Linked DNA regions of Homo sapiens: all the other regions are linked to region 1. Evidence: chromatin contacts called from ENCODE Hi-C or POLR2A ChIA-PET data. All regions are on one chromosome and are shown on one strand. Each heading gives the region's core, a stretch centred on a gene start or an enhancer-like site at or near the end of the contact. The rest is flanking DNA. Distances are from core to core; before and after follow the strand shown.

Region 1 (5,136 bases), core at 817-3,316:
AACACTCCCTCTTACCATTACTTTTGTTATTATTCTTATTTTATTATTATTATTGAGACAGAGCCTTGCTCTGTCTCCCAGGCTAGAATGCAGTGGTGCGATCTCGGCTCACTGCAACTTCCACCTCCTAGGTTCAAGCGATTCTCCTGCCTCTGCCTCCTGAGTAGCTGGGACTACAGGCGCATGTCACCATGCCCGGCTGATTTTTGTTTTAGTAGAGATGGGGTTTCGCCATATTGGCCAGGCTGGTCTCAAACTCCTGACCTCATGATCCGCCCACCTCGGCCTCCAGAAGTGCTAGGATTACAGGCATGAGCCACCGTGCCAGGCCTATTATTATTTTTTTAACCAGACAAATGTTTGAGTTTTTAAACTTGTTTTTATTTTGTGTATGTGTGCATTTTTTTAAATTGGGGTGGGAGAGATGGAATGGTTGCTGAAGAAGGCAGAGGCGAAACCACAGAACACTTAACTGCAAACTATTGCTGCCTCTCCAGACACAAAGCACAGATTGCCTTATAAAAGTTGTAGTTCTCCCTCATCCCAAGTCCATTCTGGCAACCCCACCTCCACATTCATCCTCAGGTACTGCTGTATCACATGTTTGTGACCCCTTCCTTCATTGCTAACATATGTCATCCTAAAACCCGCCTTCAAGCTCGTTTCCTTCAGGAATACTGATTAACCGCACTTGTGATAGGTCACCAATCACATTTAAGCCCCCTGGACTCCACTGTTATTCTTTTAAAACATATTTAAAATAGTTTCAGACACAAAATAGGAACATACCAAGTCTTTTTTATATATTGTGGTATATATACAGTAATATCCTCCAATGCATATTTTAAACACACTAGAAGTAGTGTGATTTTTCACATACTGTTCTGTTTAGTCTCTGAAATGAAAGATATGAAGCATAAAGAGTAATCCTACTGCCATGAAGTCATTTGACCTCACTTGTTTTCTCTTACTCATTGTGATTGCTGCGACTTATGAAGTTGATCCCAGCTTGGACATTGGCATGTATGATTTTGGAAAATGGTTCTTTAAAGGACTATACGAATGTGGTCATTTAAAGCTGTTTCAGAAAATGTATTGCTCCTGCTGTGATATTAGAAATGGCAATTTTTAAACATGTCAAAGTTTGATTATAAAATGGATAGTTTAAAAAGCTGCCTTGGTCTACTGCTTGATGCATTTTAAATTTGAAATGGATCTTTGAACACTTGTATGGCTGCTGGACTAGCGGTTGTTAAGTTTGTTGGTTTGCCACTTAGAGTCATCTATCACTTTAGTAAGAAGTTAACGCCTATCAGTTGGAGAAAAAGCAAATATTTTGCATTGACAGTCTCCCCTACCCTCTATTATTGTCATTTTCTTAAGCCATCACTGCTCTGGCTTCTAGAATACACATTTTTGAATGAAGGTTTTTGCAGTGAATGGTCTCTTGTAGATCTCAAAGTCCACTAGAAAGAGTACTGGGTTTTTGTTTGTTTTGAACGTTGCAAACAGTAATGCTTCTTTACCACTCACCCTCCCCCCACCCTCAACCTCCACAACGTTCCCGTTTGCTTATAGTTGTCAACGACCATGATCTCTGGACCCACACTACAGTAACAAGTTTGTCAGTCATTTTCAGATAAGGTGCAAATCAAGGGATGGCTTTGTCCCCACTTCGGCGCAGGTGGGACAGACTTGGGGAAGACGCAGCTGAAGAGACAAATTCTCAGGGTGCGTCAGTCTCATCACTGACCGTTGCTTTTAAACCCTCCAGGGAAAATATGCCAGTCATTGTTATGATGTAAACAACCGAAGGGGTGGACGGTGAGGATAAGAAGAACCGAGATAATATTTGGCCAGAGCTACGTGTAGCACAGGGAGCCAGGGCGGCAGCTGCACCTGCGAGCAGCGCAGGCGGCAGGCGCGGCCTCCGGGCGTGGTGGTGGGCGTGGCCGGGCGGCGGGGGCGTGGCCGGGCGGCGGGGCGGGCGGTGCCGCCGGTTGGAAGTGGGTGGAGTTGCCCTTGGAGGCGGCACCGGACCTGGGCCCCGAGGCCCGCCGCGCCCTGTCGGGCCTGAGCCGAGTGGCCCCACAGAGCCGGCGCGCTCCCGCCTGCAGGGGGAGAGCAGACGGGGCGCGGGGACCGGCCAGGCCGCGGCGGGTGCTGTTTCTGTTTCACTTTCCTTCACTCTGAGGCCGGCGCGCTGGCGGGCGAGGAGCGGCGGCGGTGGCGGCCGCTGGGTAGGTACCGGGCGGGCTGGGGAGCTGCAGGGACGCCAGACTCCTCACCCAAGTTTGCGCCTCAGGCGAGAGCGACACCTCCAGACACCTGCCCTGGCCGGCCCAGCCTGGAGCCGGGAGGGCCCTTCGGGTGCAGGGGGCTACCGACCCGGGCGGGGGCTTCGGAGCTGTGCCTACCTCGGCGGGGAGAGCGGCCGGCTGCGGACGCCGGCCCCGGGAAAGGCTGCTCGCTCTCCCCGGCCTGAGCAGCGCGCCCGCGGGGCCTGGGCCCGCGCACCTGCCGGGCGGGCGCGGCTGTGCTGGGACCCCACAGGGCTGTACCGCTGGGTCCTGCCGGAGAACGCAGAAAAGTTCCCCCTTGCCCCCGCCCCGTCATTGCAAGTTCTTGCTTCCCTTAACTGTCTTGGTCACAGGGCTCTGTGCCTTAGGATCTTAGTACCACCCCAGGTCGGGACCGTGCATTTCCTCTTCCAGAGGACTTTCTCTTACTTTGGAGTTTCATGGCAAACCTGTGGGAAAGGCAAGGCAGTTAATCCCAACTTATAGAGGAGGAAGCCGAGACCCAGGCTCAGATATGAAACGGTTTGCTGAAGGTCATACAGGGGTAAGGGCCAGAACCCTGATTCCCTGTCTTTTAATTATGCTTGCTTTCTGTTACACGCACGAATACGGTTTCCCAAGAGGATAGGATGATTACACGTAGAGCCTATTCCCTGCACATTCGCAGTGGGTATGTGTTGATGGAATGCCTTTTACCTTTCCGGTTGCTTTATATTTACCAATGAGTTAACAGCTAAGATGGGGGAAAGTTCCTGTTTATAGAATGCACTTAGGAAAATCAACACCTTTCATGTTGTGTTTTCTGAGAGGATACATATTTTACAGTTAAAAAAAAAAAAAAACCTGAGACAGGAAAGTAGCATTATCCAGGTTATATATCTACTAAATATGACCAGTTTCTATTGAAGAGTTTTTGGTCTAACAAAGAAGGTAAAGAATGAACGTAACTATAAATCAAAATAAAAGGCAAATGTAATAGGAAAGAAGTAAGCATTAAAAACTAGGGAAAGATTGCACTGAGAATAGCATTGGAGAAGGGCTTGAAGGATAGGTGGCATGCAGACAGAGGAGAGAAAGGGCGTGTTGGATAGAGTGCTTAGAACCTGCAGAGGAGACGGTGGGAGAGGAGTGATCCCTTCAGGTTGAAGAAAGTTGTTGAAGGGTATATTAAGGTTAACCTGTAGAAGGTCTTATGTGACAGAATGGGAAACATTTTTCTGTTTGTAAAGAGAAGACACTGACATTCGTTGATAAGAAGACCCAACCAAGTGTCACAAAATAAAATGTGCCTCGTAGCAGAATATAAGATGGACTGCAGGTGGAGAGGTGATATACAAGTAGAGCAGCCGGGCATGGAATAGCAGAGGATATCAACTTGGTTTGACTCGTAACTGGATGAAGGGTTAAAAATGGAAATGGGGAACATTTTGATAGGGAGGATAATTACTTAAGTTTTTAATCTTTTAACTTGTATTGGCAGGGACTCCTAATAGAGCAGTCAAGCAGATAGTTAAAATGCATTAGTGAAGAGGTAAAGATATCAAACTGTAGTTAATAGCTTTGGGTGTCATTAGTATAGAGGTGGTAGTTGAGGTTCCAGGACTGGATGAATTTGTCATTATTCTGAATTATAGCAGATTTGCAAGTTAATGATACAATGAAGGATATGTTCTATTCACCTATTCACCCAATTGGGAACATGTAACACTTGCTGTTAATAGAATGACATTAATACATTATGAGGAATTTGACGCTTTTTTCTCTCATCTTTTTGAAATGATTTTGGAAACAGACATGGGAAAGCGGAACCACCAAAAGGAGTGATGATCAACGATCTCATGATAAATCTGGATGCTAGTTCTCATGCCTCAGGACATCCTACTGGGAACGACACACCAGCTCCTGGGATCAGACTTTCATCTACTTAGGACCCCTCTTTGCCCAGACTACTAAAGCCAGTCTTCACTAGCCACGAATGGCTACCCAAAGGAAACACTTGGTGAAAGATTTTAATCCTTACATTACCTGCTATATCTGTAAAGGGTATCTGATCAAGCCAACAACAGTGACGGAATGCCTCCATACATGTAAGTATTCTTTTAGGTTATTATACCTATCAAAGTTTATATGTACATTTTGTTCTTTTAAAATTGCCATGTTTTGTTTTTATCTATGTTGTAACTTTTAAGAAATGAGTATTCTAATAATTATTTTAACTTTGAATTTTCAGAATATTTGTCATTGGGTTGCCAGTGGCATGAAATTTTGCTTTTATTTGAATCTCAGTAGTTGACTCTTATCACATTGTAAAATATTCTAAAAATCATAAGCATATTATCAGTTATGGTTTTTTTAAGTGAACTATTTCAGGTTTTTTTATTTTAAAAATTTATACTCAAGGAATTAATCTCAGAGATTCTTTTAGGATATGCAGACTCTTAATTCGCTGGTTCTCAAAGTGTGATTCCTAGACTAGCAGCACCAGTGTCATTGCAAGTTCTAGGAACTTGTTAGAAATGCAGATTATCAGGCCCTACCCTAGATTTAATGAGCCGGAGACTCTGAGAGTGGGCCCAGCAATCTGTTTTAACAAGCCCTCCAGGTGATTCTGAAGCATGCTTAAGTTTGAGAATCACTGTTCTAGTAGTAGTATACCTGTGGAGCTCCTAGCAGATTTCATTCTCAACTGTCCCATTGGAAGAGGAAGAGGCATTTTTTACTGCCACTTATGCCAAGATTACACATACTCTTTGTGTTTCTGCCAGCATGATTTCATTTTTTATTTCAGTGAAAGTAATTCCAGTAAGTTATAGTTTAATGCCTAGTATGTGCACCA
Region 2 (5,136 bases), core at 1,149-3,648, 3.4 Mb before region 1:
AGCTCCAGAGTCAATTGTAAGCATTTTCTCTTTCACCTCTTTTCAAAGGGACTCTATAAATAGCTGGAGTCACTACCATCTGAAAATCCCACATATATTTTCCCTTCAGCGTATCTGTCTAGTATCCTGCATGGGCCATTTACCCTCATTCACCTAGGATTAGTCAAATTCTATCCTAACTTCAAAAATCAACTTTATTTGCTCCATAAAGCCTTTCAAATCACATGAATCTTCGTATTATTCATTTCGCCCTATTACACTATCTTAAAAAAGTCTTGCTTTTGAGATATCTACTCGACTAGAGTTTAAATCCTTATAAACAAGATGTATATCTTATCTACCTTTATAACTGTCACACACAAAACAGACGTTTATAATTGCCACACACAAAACAGAGGCTATTCAAAAATTATGTTCAACAGATAAATTGTAACTGAAGGAAATCTCCCATTCAATCATTGCAACAGTCACTTCTGAAGGATTTCCAAAAGGTTCCACATTTCTCCACTAGGAGCCATTCACTTCACAATAATTAGATTTAATTTAAACTTAACAACTAAATAATTGAAAGCCTTCATTTTGGAGGAAGAAACTTTGGCCTAGGGATGGTAAATGATTTAATTCATTCAATTTGCATTTACTGAACATCTATATATGACGCCCACTATATATTGGATATACAATAATTGTTAAGATATCACCACTTCATTCAAAGAACACACTGTCCGGCTATTATATTAATTATAAAGAAAGCAAAAGAAGCCAAAAAGGAGAAGGCACCTAACTGAAATCTCTCTTCATGGAACAAACCAAAGTGTGCTATCTTCCATCAGCATGGATTCCAAAAAAAACGGGTTACACAATATTTCACTTCTCATAGGAAGTAAAAAACTGACTTTTCTAGTCTTTATTCCACAAAGTTGAAAATGCAGTTGAAACGTGTTATATCACTACGTGGGGTATACTCACAGAGGAAAATAATTTAGACAAGATAAGGGTTTTATTAACCTAATCTGTGAAAAGCGGTGGCATTCCAGTAAAACGTTTTCGTTTTAGAGTTGGTAGTGATAAAACTACCAACCAAGTCATCTACTGGATATTCATTGAACTACATGAACAAATTAGGGCTGTTATGAACACATCCCAGTCATCAAGATAGTAACAACTTTTAATCCCATAAAAGGTCAACACACAAAACCCGTTTATATCCTTCCCAATTCTGAAATTTTTAATGTAATAAAGACTTAGGTCTACTAAGGCCACTTGTAAAATAGTAGTCTACCTTTTTAAATTACTTCAAAATCCTTCAATGAAACTGAAACTTGTTTTGTAGACTGTAACTATATATACTTTATTGTACACTCATGTATCATTCATTTGGTATTGATATACCTAAAATGTAAGGCTGTTACAGCAGCAATACCATCACCAGCGAACATACAATAAAAGCTGCATGCGCATACAACAGCAGGGAGCGTATTTCAATCCTGTATAAACATTAGGTTCAACAAAATGAATACACAAATATGTACATATACGATGATAGTGCTGTATGCAACTAAGAAACATCCTAAAACACTATAACCTAGAGTTATTTGTTAGGCAAATATGGTATCAGGTCGTTTCATTTTAAGTTCTCCATTTCCGAGTGGAAAACCGTGAAATCGTACTACCTCATCTATGAGCAATTTATTGACATGTATAGCATTCATAGCATAGCATTCACTGTAGTATTTCTCTCCTAATTCATTGCAGTATTTCACAAATCGTTTCTCAAACTCAAAAGTCCCAGTTTTGCAGGCATAAAGGCCCTACGAATACAGCCTATGACAATGAAGGCCTGCCAATCTTCACAAAGAGGGCAGGTTATTATTAACATCACCATCTTTTGTGAAAGCGTGCCCGGCCCTGAAGAACCACCTTCGATTTTGCACAAGGTGGTGGCCGCGCCTGTGCGACAATCAGACCTGGTTCATTCCAGCCGCCTTCGTCTAGGTTCGCCTGGTTCTGAAGTCTTCCGGGACGACCTCAAACCCCCACAGTGACCAGGATGCCGACAAAGATTCCCTCGGGAATGGCACGAGTCTTGGGGAAGAGCTAAGCAGACCCTAAGGGCCCAGGCCGGGCCGGACGCCAAGGCGAGGCCCGGGACGCCCTTGGAGGTTAATCCTCTAGATACTAAGGGCTGCGGGGCGCTTGGGGGCGGCACTGAGGTAGGGCGTGGGAGAAGACCGGGGTGACCTTTCCTCCGGGGGTTCCCAGGTCCGAGACGGTCCTTAAAGGACCTCAGAAGGATACGACAACCATCCCATGAGGCCCCACGGGAACCAGCTACTCACCCAGGGGCAGAAACAGCAAGAGCAAGTGCCCTCAGCCGGCCTCACACAGGAAGGAAACGCAACCTGGGAGAGAACGCTTCCGGCGGGAGGCGCGGCGCACTCCCTCCCACGGAGCATGCGCGACCCGCGGTCGCCGGCGCGGAGGGGGCGTGCTCCCAGGCTTAGAAACAGTGAGGGAGAGCAAATTCGCGCACCTGATGTCTGCTTAAGCTACCTGCTAGACTGAGACTTTCTGCGAAGCCGGCGTGTCTGCGAGCAGCACTCGCTAAGGCTCTGCGTTTAACAGACACTACCTTTGGGAAGGCGCTTATCACAAAAAGTCCCTGCCCTTCTCGCGGGCTCGGGGCGCAACCCTGACAAATCGGGCAGCCTTCTTGAGAGTGCAGAAATGCTCTGCGTACCCAGCAAATACATTCTCTCCTTCCCACCACTCTGTGCAAACCCTCACGCCGCGGCTTTGTGTCTGTACTTTAGCCAAAACGCAGAAGCTTATGGCCACCCTCCACTCCTCACCCCTCATCCCTCACCACCTGCCTTTCAATTCTCGGGTGAGCTCACCCTTCTCCCCCATCTCTGTGCTGACAAACACCTCGGGGTGGCGCCTGACAATCTTTCCGCGAAAAGATTTAGCAGCCCACGCCACCAGACTCGGTAGTTAGGACGGAATAGGGCATCTGGTAACAGATTTTGCATTTTGGTGATTTCCCTTTTTCTTTCACCCCTTTTCCTTTCCAGAACGAGCGACGTGACACAAGAGGTCCCAAGGGAGCAAACCTGAAAGCCAGAGCCTCCTGAATACACAAACTGCCGGTGGGCCAGATGACATTAGACACTCCTGAGATACGAGAAGCATCACTTCCTTCAGACAGAGTCGGTGAGACTATGATGTAATGAGAGTTCTCCCTGTGTTCCTCAGGAAGGCAGCTTGTGCCTTTCTACTTGAGGCATCATCTTTGATGGCTAAAGAATTCTGCAGCTTGGCCAGCGCGGTGGCTTACGCCTGTAATCCCAACACTTTGGGAGGCCGAAGCGAGAGGATCACTTGAGGTCAGGAATTCGAGACCAGCCTGGACAACATAATGAGAAATCGTCTCTACAAAAAAAAAAAAAAAAAAAAAAAAAAAACCACCTAAAAATTAGCTGGATTTGGTGGCGCATGTCTGTAGTCCCAGCTACTTGGGAGGCTGAGGTGGGAGAATCGCTTGAGCGTGGGAGATCACGGCTGCAGTGATCAAGCCACTCCACTCCAGCCTGGGCGACAGAGCAAGCCCCTGTCTCAATAATAATAACAATTTTGCAGCCTGATTGTTAACGAATGTTACTAGTTACAAACTTGTAATAATGTGGTGAAGATAATACCTAGTTAATGTCTGCTGGGGTGGGGCAATAAGCTTCTATGTGCTTTACATGCATAACCTAAATATCTCCCCCAAAATCCTCTAAAATAGCTATCATTTTCTCCGTTTTTACAAATGAGCAAATTTTAAAGCTTAAACCTTAGAGAAACTTTTCTAAGTTCATATACTTGGGAAATAAAGGCAACAATTTCATTGGAACATAGGTCTGTCTAATTCATACCTTGTACTTTACGTTTTCTCTTTGAGATGGTAATTTAATACCAGCTAAACTTTAAAATCTAGTTGAAAGTAAGACCATGAAATGCCAAAATCACAAGGCTTTAAAGGATGGGATGAAAGGGATGCATGAATGTTGAAAACTATGATTAAGTTCATGGACAGGAATCAGAATGGAATTGAATACACCCGTGCCTGTTTAGTATTTAAGGCTTTATATACGTGCATGCCTACATTCCTAATTTAAAAAAAAAATGGATGTGAAGCTAGGTTTGGGATTACTAGACTATTTAGAGAGATAGACCTTTGAGAAGAACGGAAAGATTATGAGACGAGGACAATGTTCATTAAAAACAAACAACAACAACAACAACAAAAAACAGAGGCTATCAGTGCTCAGCAGACTTTCAAGAGACTCTCCACTGGGTCCTTGGATGATCCCAAGCTGAATCATTGCTTGGGAGGCTCATGGACACATGGTTTGGCAGGGCTAAAAGGGGGAGGGTCACTAAAGGCAAGAAACAGGTTTTGTGCCCCAATAGGGTAATTATATCCACTGGTAAGGAAAATGAGCTGAGAAATTCAAGATAGTAATGGATTTTCATTCATTTACTGAGTGAAATTGGTTCAACTAAGAGCCTCACCTGCCCTCTTCTAAGGACCAGGGTGACCAGCCTACCCAGTTTCAGTTTGCATGAGACTAAAAGGTTTGCTGGGATATAAAACTGGCTGACAAAGTCTCAGGCAAATCATGAGTCACTCTACTAGAGACATCCTAAATGAATCCTACAATGAAATGGAGTTCCCAGTATGGTTACATCTAGTCTCAATTCATCTGCCTAATATTTGAGGGATGATTGCACAGGAAGGGAAACTGTTGAATAAAGTCACGAGGCTGACCATAAAGAGTCTACAAGCTCGAAAAGTGCTACACCTCACTCCCTTTCCAGTGGTTCAGCCACTGGAAACCAAATGCCTACACCTATATGTTTTGGACCTAATATTTTCATTTAGCAAATCCGTAAGAAACCTTCCATGTCTGGGCCTAAGACATCAAGTACATTCATTTTCAGCAATCATCAAATCAATGAGATTCTTCCAGAATACAGCAGAGTGAACATATGCTTTTCATTCCAGGATAGCTTTATATAATCCCTGGCAACACAAAATACCATATTTGGCCCACAGTAGGGGCTCAATAAATAATTCAATATATATAATAT
Region 3 (5,136 bases), core at 890-3,389, 3.3 Mb after region 1:
CAGCCTAGGCAATATAATGAGACTCCATCTCAATTTTTAAAAATTAAAAAATAAAAATTTGGGATCAGCAGAAAAGAATGCTAGCTCTGCTTGTGTGTGTGACCTCCTCCAGGCCCCTAGGAATAAATTTAGAACAAATGAGGCAGCAGAGTGCCAGCACATGTGTTTGGTGGCGCTTGGGGTTTCTAAAAAACAACTCAGAGACATGTGTTAAGATATTATCTCTAGTTTTTATAAAGGAACCAAACATCTCCTGAATCTAACTTCCTGGGCTGTTGTTTTAGGCTACCATTACCTTCTTCCTTATCAAGTTGCTTATTTACTTGTCAGGGCTAGCTAGGTTCCTGGAATTTCCCTTGAAGCAACTCAAGATTTCCCTTTATTCCCATGGTTTTTTTTTTTTTTTTTTTTTTTTTTTTTTTTGAGACAAAGTGTAGCTTTATCACCCAGGCTGGAGTGCAGTGTTACAATCTCGGCTCACTGCAGCCTTGACCACCTGGGATCAAGTGATTCTCCCACCTCAGCCTCCCAAGTACTAGGACCACAGGCATGTGCCACCACAGCCGGCTAATTTTGGAAATGTTTGTAGGGGCCAGGCACAATGTGTCACGCCTGCACTCTCAGCACTTCCGGAGGCCGAGTTGGGAGGATCCCTTGAACCTAGGAGTTCGAGACCAGTCTAGATAACATGGCGAAAAACCGTCTCTACCAAAAAACAAAAACACACAAAAACCCCAAACCAACAAAAATTAGCCTGGAATGGGCTAATGTCCGACACTAAAATGTCCGGGCGTGGTGGCACGCACCTGTAGTCTCAGCTACTTGCTAGGCTGAGGTGGGAGGATCAACTGAGCCCAGGAGGTGGAGATTGCAGTGAGCAGAGATCGTGCCATTGCACTCCTGCCTGGACGACAGAGTGAGACCCTATCTTAATAAAATAAAATATAGAGACTAGGTTTCGTTTCTATTTTTTATGAGACGGAGTCTCTCCCTGTTGCCCAGGCTGGAGTGCAATGGCGCGATCTCTGCTCACTGCAACCTCTGCCGCCCAGGTTCAGGCGATTCTCCTGCCTCAGCCTCCCGAGTAGCTGGGACTACAGGCGCCTGCCACCGTGCCCGGCTGTTTTGTATTTTTAGTAGAGACAGGGTTTCACCATCTTGGCCAGGCTGGTCTTGAACTCCTGACCTCGTGATCCACCCGCCTTGGGCTCCGAAAGTGCTGGGATTACAGGCGTGAGTCACCGCACCCGGCTTGTAAACTCTTAAATTTTGTATAGACACAATCATACAAGTTGTGGGAGTCAAAATGAAGGAAACGGGTGGTTACATGGTAGGTATATTTAATGCCATACATCTTAAGAAATTGGAGGTGGGAAAGGGAGCCCTGGAGAGGGAGACAAAGGAAATAGTTGAAAAGGAATGCAAACAAGAAAAGGAGGAATTGAAAGCTGAAGTGAAAACCAGGGACAAGAAAAGCTCCGCTCCTTCCTTCACTGCCCACTCGAATGAATGAATCCTGTTTGGTTTCCTGAATCTTCCTTCTGCTGGCCACTCCGCTTGGTCCATCACTTCTTTCAGCTTGCCCTTATCCTAAACAGCTTTCTTTAACCCAGTCATAATCTTAATTTCCTGTTCCTTCTCTCTCCCGTCCCACCCACAAAAAAGCCCTCCTCTTTGTCATTTTGGGGGATTTTTCACTTAAGATGTGAGCCGCGCGCTGCGGGTGCGGCGAGGCTGGCCCTATAAAAATGTTTCTGTTTCTGACATCCTCGTGCAGATACGCAGACGTCTCTACCTACAGGATCATGGGCTAGCGGGTGCTCAATCACAGCAGCCAGCGTTGGAAGGCGCCTTGCAAAGTATTAACAGCACTATCAAACTTTAATTGCGTAGTTCGGAACCAGATATGTGAGGAAACTGGGTTCTCCACGATCGGCCACCTCGCCCAATCTCACAGGATAGTTACAGGCTGAGTTCGGCAGCGGGACCCAGTTTCCTCCTGAGAGAGGTCCAGGTAAAGGTTTACGGTTGCCACAGGTCAGTCCTGACGAAAACCGCAAGCTGCGCCAAATCTCGCGCAGCGGGGCGGGAGGGCGGGTGGGGAATGTAAGGTATCGCGAGATGACAGGATTTTCCCGCGAAGGAGAAGCGCGCTTTTTTCCCTGGCGGGGGATTTGGCTAGAAGGCTGGGCCGGCAGCGGTTGTGAGGAGTTAGCTCGCGGCATTGCAGGCTCTGAGAGGAGGGGACCCGGTTCCCGGGTGAGTGTCCAGGCATGCCAGCGGAACGGCCCGCGGGCAGCGGCGGTGAGTGAGGAAAACCTTTTGGGCGCGGGTGGCAGCCTGCGGGGCTGAGGTGGGCAAGCATGGAGGCTGCGGCGGAGTTTCGGGGAGGGAGCCGACCCCGGGCAGGGACTGAGGAGGAAAGGAGGGTTGGGAAACTGCAACGGTGAGTGGAGGACACCCCGGAATCGCACGTATTAGCATGCCGGTGAAGATTTCACATAGGCAACTGCATTTTCCCGAGCATCCCGAGTTGTAAACTGTGGTCCAGGCGACTTGTAGACATTGTGAAGACTTACGGTGTCTTCTGAGAGGTGATGCTGGCGTCCCCTCGGTCTTCAGCTTTTGCTCCAGTGCATCTCGGGTGGGAGAAAGGCTGTTTCTTGTTGGAGTTGAGTAGTTGGTAATTTTTTTAAAACTGCAATTTGAAAGCTTTCTCCCCCGTCAGGCTCGGAGGCTCCAGCAATGGTTGAACAACTGGACACTGCTGTGATTACCCCGGCCATGCTAGAAGAGGAAGAACAGCTTGAAGCTGCTGGACTAGAGAGAGAGCGGAAGATGCTGGAAAAGGTAATTTAGGCATCAGGTTCGTCGTCGTGAAAGCCTGTGGTAACCTCGGCTTTAACCCGGAGGTGTGGTTTGTGTTCTTTGCTTTCCTATTTAGTGGGCTTTTTAATAACTGAAAGAAAACAGCTTTATTACTTGTCTTTTTTGTATGTTTACAGATATTGCCTTTGAGAATCCTTTCGCAAGTGCTTTGAATGGTGTGTTTCTATGAGATGTAGTCTTGGTAGTCCCATCACTTTTAAATGAGCATTTCAGATTGCTTGTTTAGCCATGAAAAGTCTTTCAAAGTCCATAGTGAGTTTTTTCGTTTGTCATCCTTATTTCCTTTAAAAATTACCTTAAATGTATGTCTCATGGCAAACAGGAATCGCTAAAACCTGCAGAAGTAATGTACTAGACTGAGGGCAGGAGAAGTTAGCATCAATCAAAGGCTGGGCTGGAATCCAAGTCTAATGATTTCCTTATACTGTAGTGCTGTTTTCCACCTAAGTGATCAACTTGCTGTTTGTTTTTCTTTTGGTTTCATGGCCTGTGTATTGCTACATAAGATTCTTTAGCTAAAAATGTGCCGTACTTTTTCAATGACAAGTTGCTGTAGTTTTCTTGTAGAGAGCATTTTGTAAGTTACTAAAAACAGTTTTTAACCTGAAAAATTCTTGTTTATTCTAAAGCCCCACCCTGCTGCTTGATTCATATGCAAGAAAAAGAATGATCGTTGACTCTTAAGTACTGCCTAGTACGTGGTTTTCTTGTGCTTTATTAATTTATTAAACTCTACCGATATTATGATATAGGTTATTTTTTGTTATTTTCATTTACAAATGAAGAAACTGAGGGAGAAGGGCACATAGTAAGTGTTGAAGTCAAATTTCAACTCAGGCTGCCTGCAGAATTTCTGTCCTTAATAATAGTGAATTAACTCATGATTATAAAACTACTTAAGTTGGAAAATAATGCATTCCAAAAACGAGTAATGAGGCCGTTGGTTCCCTGTTATGTCAACAATAATTTTTTTGTCAGCATTGTTAATACTTCTTGAACATTTATTAGGAGTCATGCATTGTTTTGAATGCTTTATATGTATTTACTCATTGAATCCTCAACTATTCTGTAAAGTAGATGTTCATTATTACTATTACTGCTATTAAACTTACTAGTTTAATTACTAGTATAAACAATTGCTATTATTGAACTACACAACCAAATAGGTTTTATTAGTCATCTTATTTTACAGATGAGGAAACTGAGGCACATAGAGGTTGTTTGGGTGCCACAGTTGGTAAATGGCAGAGCTAACATTCCAGTGTAGGCCATGTGGTTCTAGAATGCACATTTTTTAACTACCATGCTATAGTTCCACTCCAGTAATACTCCTTCCGTTATTACTGATGATCTCTGGTTGACTATAACCAGTTAAGGTAATATATTAACAAATTTTCTTTAAGTAACATCAATACTTTTTGCTTCAGGGTAGATGTGAATTAACAGAATTGAGAGGTCTGACCTGAACCACCTTTTCTCATTCTTTGAATTTTCATAGTACTTTATTACACAGAATTTACCATGACCAAATAAGTAATGATAAATACTTCATACTACTTTTTGATTCTTTCTCACTTTGTTTCTTGAGGGTGCATCACTTGCTGTTTTGTTTTTGTAGGCTTTGCACCTGGCACATAGTAGGCAATCAGTAAGTGCTTATTGAATAGCTAACGATGATAAAATGGTATTTTATAATATACAAGATTATATACATATACTAAATATACTTATTAGCTATATAACCAGATGAATTATAAAGTATAAATTCTGGGGCAAGTGCCCAGAATGGAATCAACTGAAGAAGTCTAAGAGGGATGTGATAATTTTGTCTTGAGTAATGTATCTTCAGTTTTATCTTGTTTCTTCATATACCCATTATGAGTGTTGGGTAGGGAAATAGCATTTAAAGAAAGATATGCCTGAGATATGACAACAGTACATTTTCAGAAGGTATTATTCATTCAAGGAAGAAACACTTCACATTTAAAAAAGATAAGTCAAATATGTAGTATTTTATATATTTGCTGAGGTCAAATGACCTGCTACTTTTAATGACATTTTTAAGCTTATGAACAAACATTTTGCAGTTAGTCCTAAATTTAATAATTATGCATCATAGAACCTAAAGAGTAATTTTTAATCCTTCCATTAAAAAAGTATATGGCTGTTTTCATGGCCTGGCATGGTGGCTCACGCTTGTAATCCCAGCACTTTGGGAGGCCGAGGCGGGTGGATCACCTGAGGTCA

Evidence for each region. A loop is a pair of places that touch in the nucleus more often than their neighbours do. ChIA-PET counts read pairs that join two places held with the same protein, here RNA polymerase II (POLR2A). Pooled maps may share reads with other maps.
Region 2: a map of naive thymus-derived CD4-positive, alpha-beta T cell shows a loop between it and region 1 (12-fold over the local background). The contact joins the promoter of ATAD1 here to the promoter of PCGF5 in region 1. A Hi-C loop is called at or near these places in 2 of 168 maps with a recorded cell type or tissue (CD4-positive, alpha-beta T cell and naive thymus-derived CD4-positive, alpha-beta T cell) and 5 of 50 pooled maps.
Region 3: a map with no recorded cell type shows a loop between it and region 1 (7-fold over the local background). The contact joins the promoter of HELLS here to the promoter of PCGF5 in region 1. A Hi-C loop is called at or near these places in 1 of 37 single-sample maps with no recorded cell type and 1 of 50 pooled maps. POLR2A ChIA-PET finds 5 or more read pairs at or near these places in 1 of 52 experiments (OCI-LY7).

The regions. Positions count from the first base shown.
Region 1 is chr10:91,218,597-91,223,732 of GRCh38, forward strand. PCGF5 (polycomb group ring finger 5) reads left to right here and starts at 2,067. Exons shown (of 10, transcript NM_032373.5): 1 at 2,067-2,240; 2 at 4,093-4,387. The coding sequence starts at 4,276. RefSeq lists an enhancer at 1,607-1,676 and silencers at 1,867-2,176, 2,247-2,706, 2,396-2,690.
Region 2 is chr10:87,815,828-87,820,963 of GRCh38, forward strand. ATAD1 (ATPase family AAA domain containing 1) reads right to left here and starts at 2,399. Exons shown (of 10, transcript NM_001321967.2): 1 at 2,340-2,399. It also overlaps the pseudogene CFL1P1. RefSeq lists a silencer at 2,497-2,546.
Region 3 is chr10:94,543,649-94,548,784 of GRCh38, forward strand. HELLS (helicase, lymphoid specific) reads left to right here and starts at 2,140. Exons shown (of 22, transcript NM_018063.5): 1 at 2,140-2,304; 2 at 2,729-2,850. The coding sequence starts at 2,274. RefSeq lists enhancers at 1,196-1,820, 1,234-1,283, 1,821-2,445, 2,446-3,069 and a silencer at 1,994-2,073.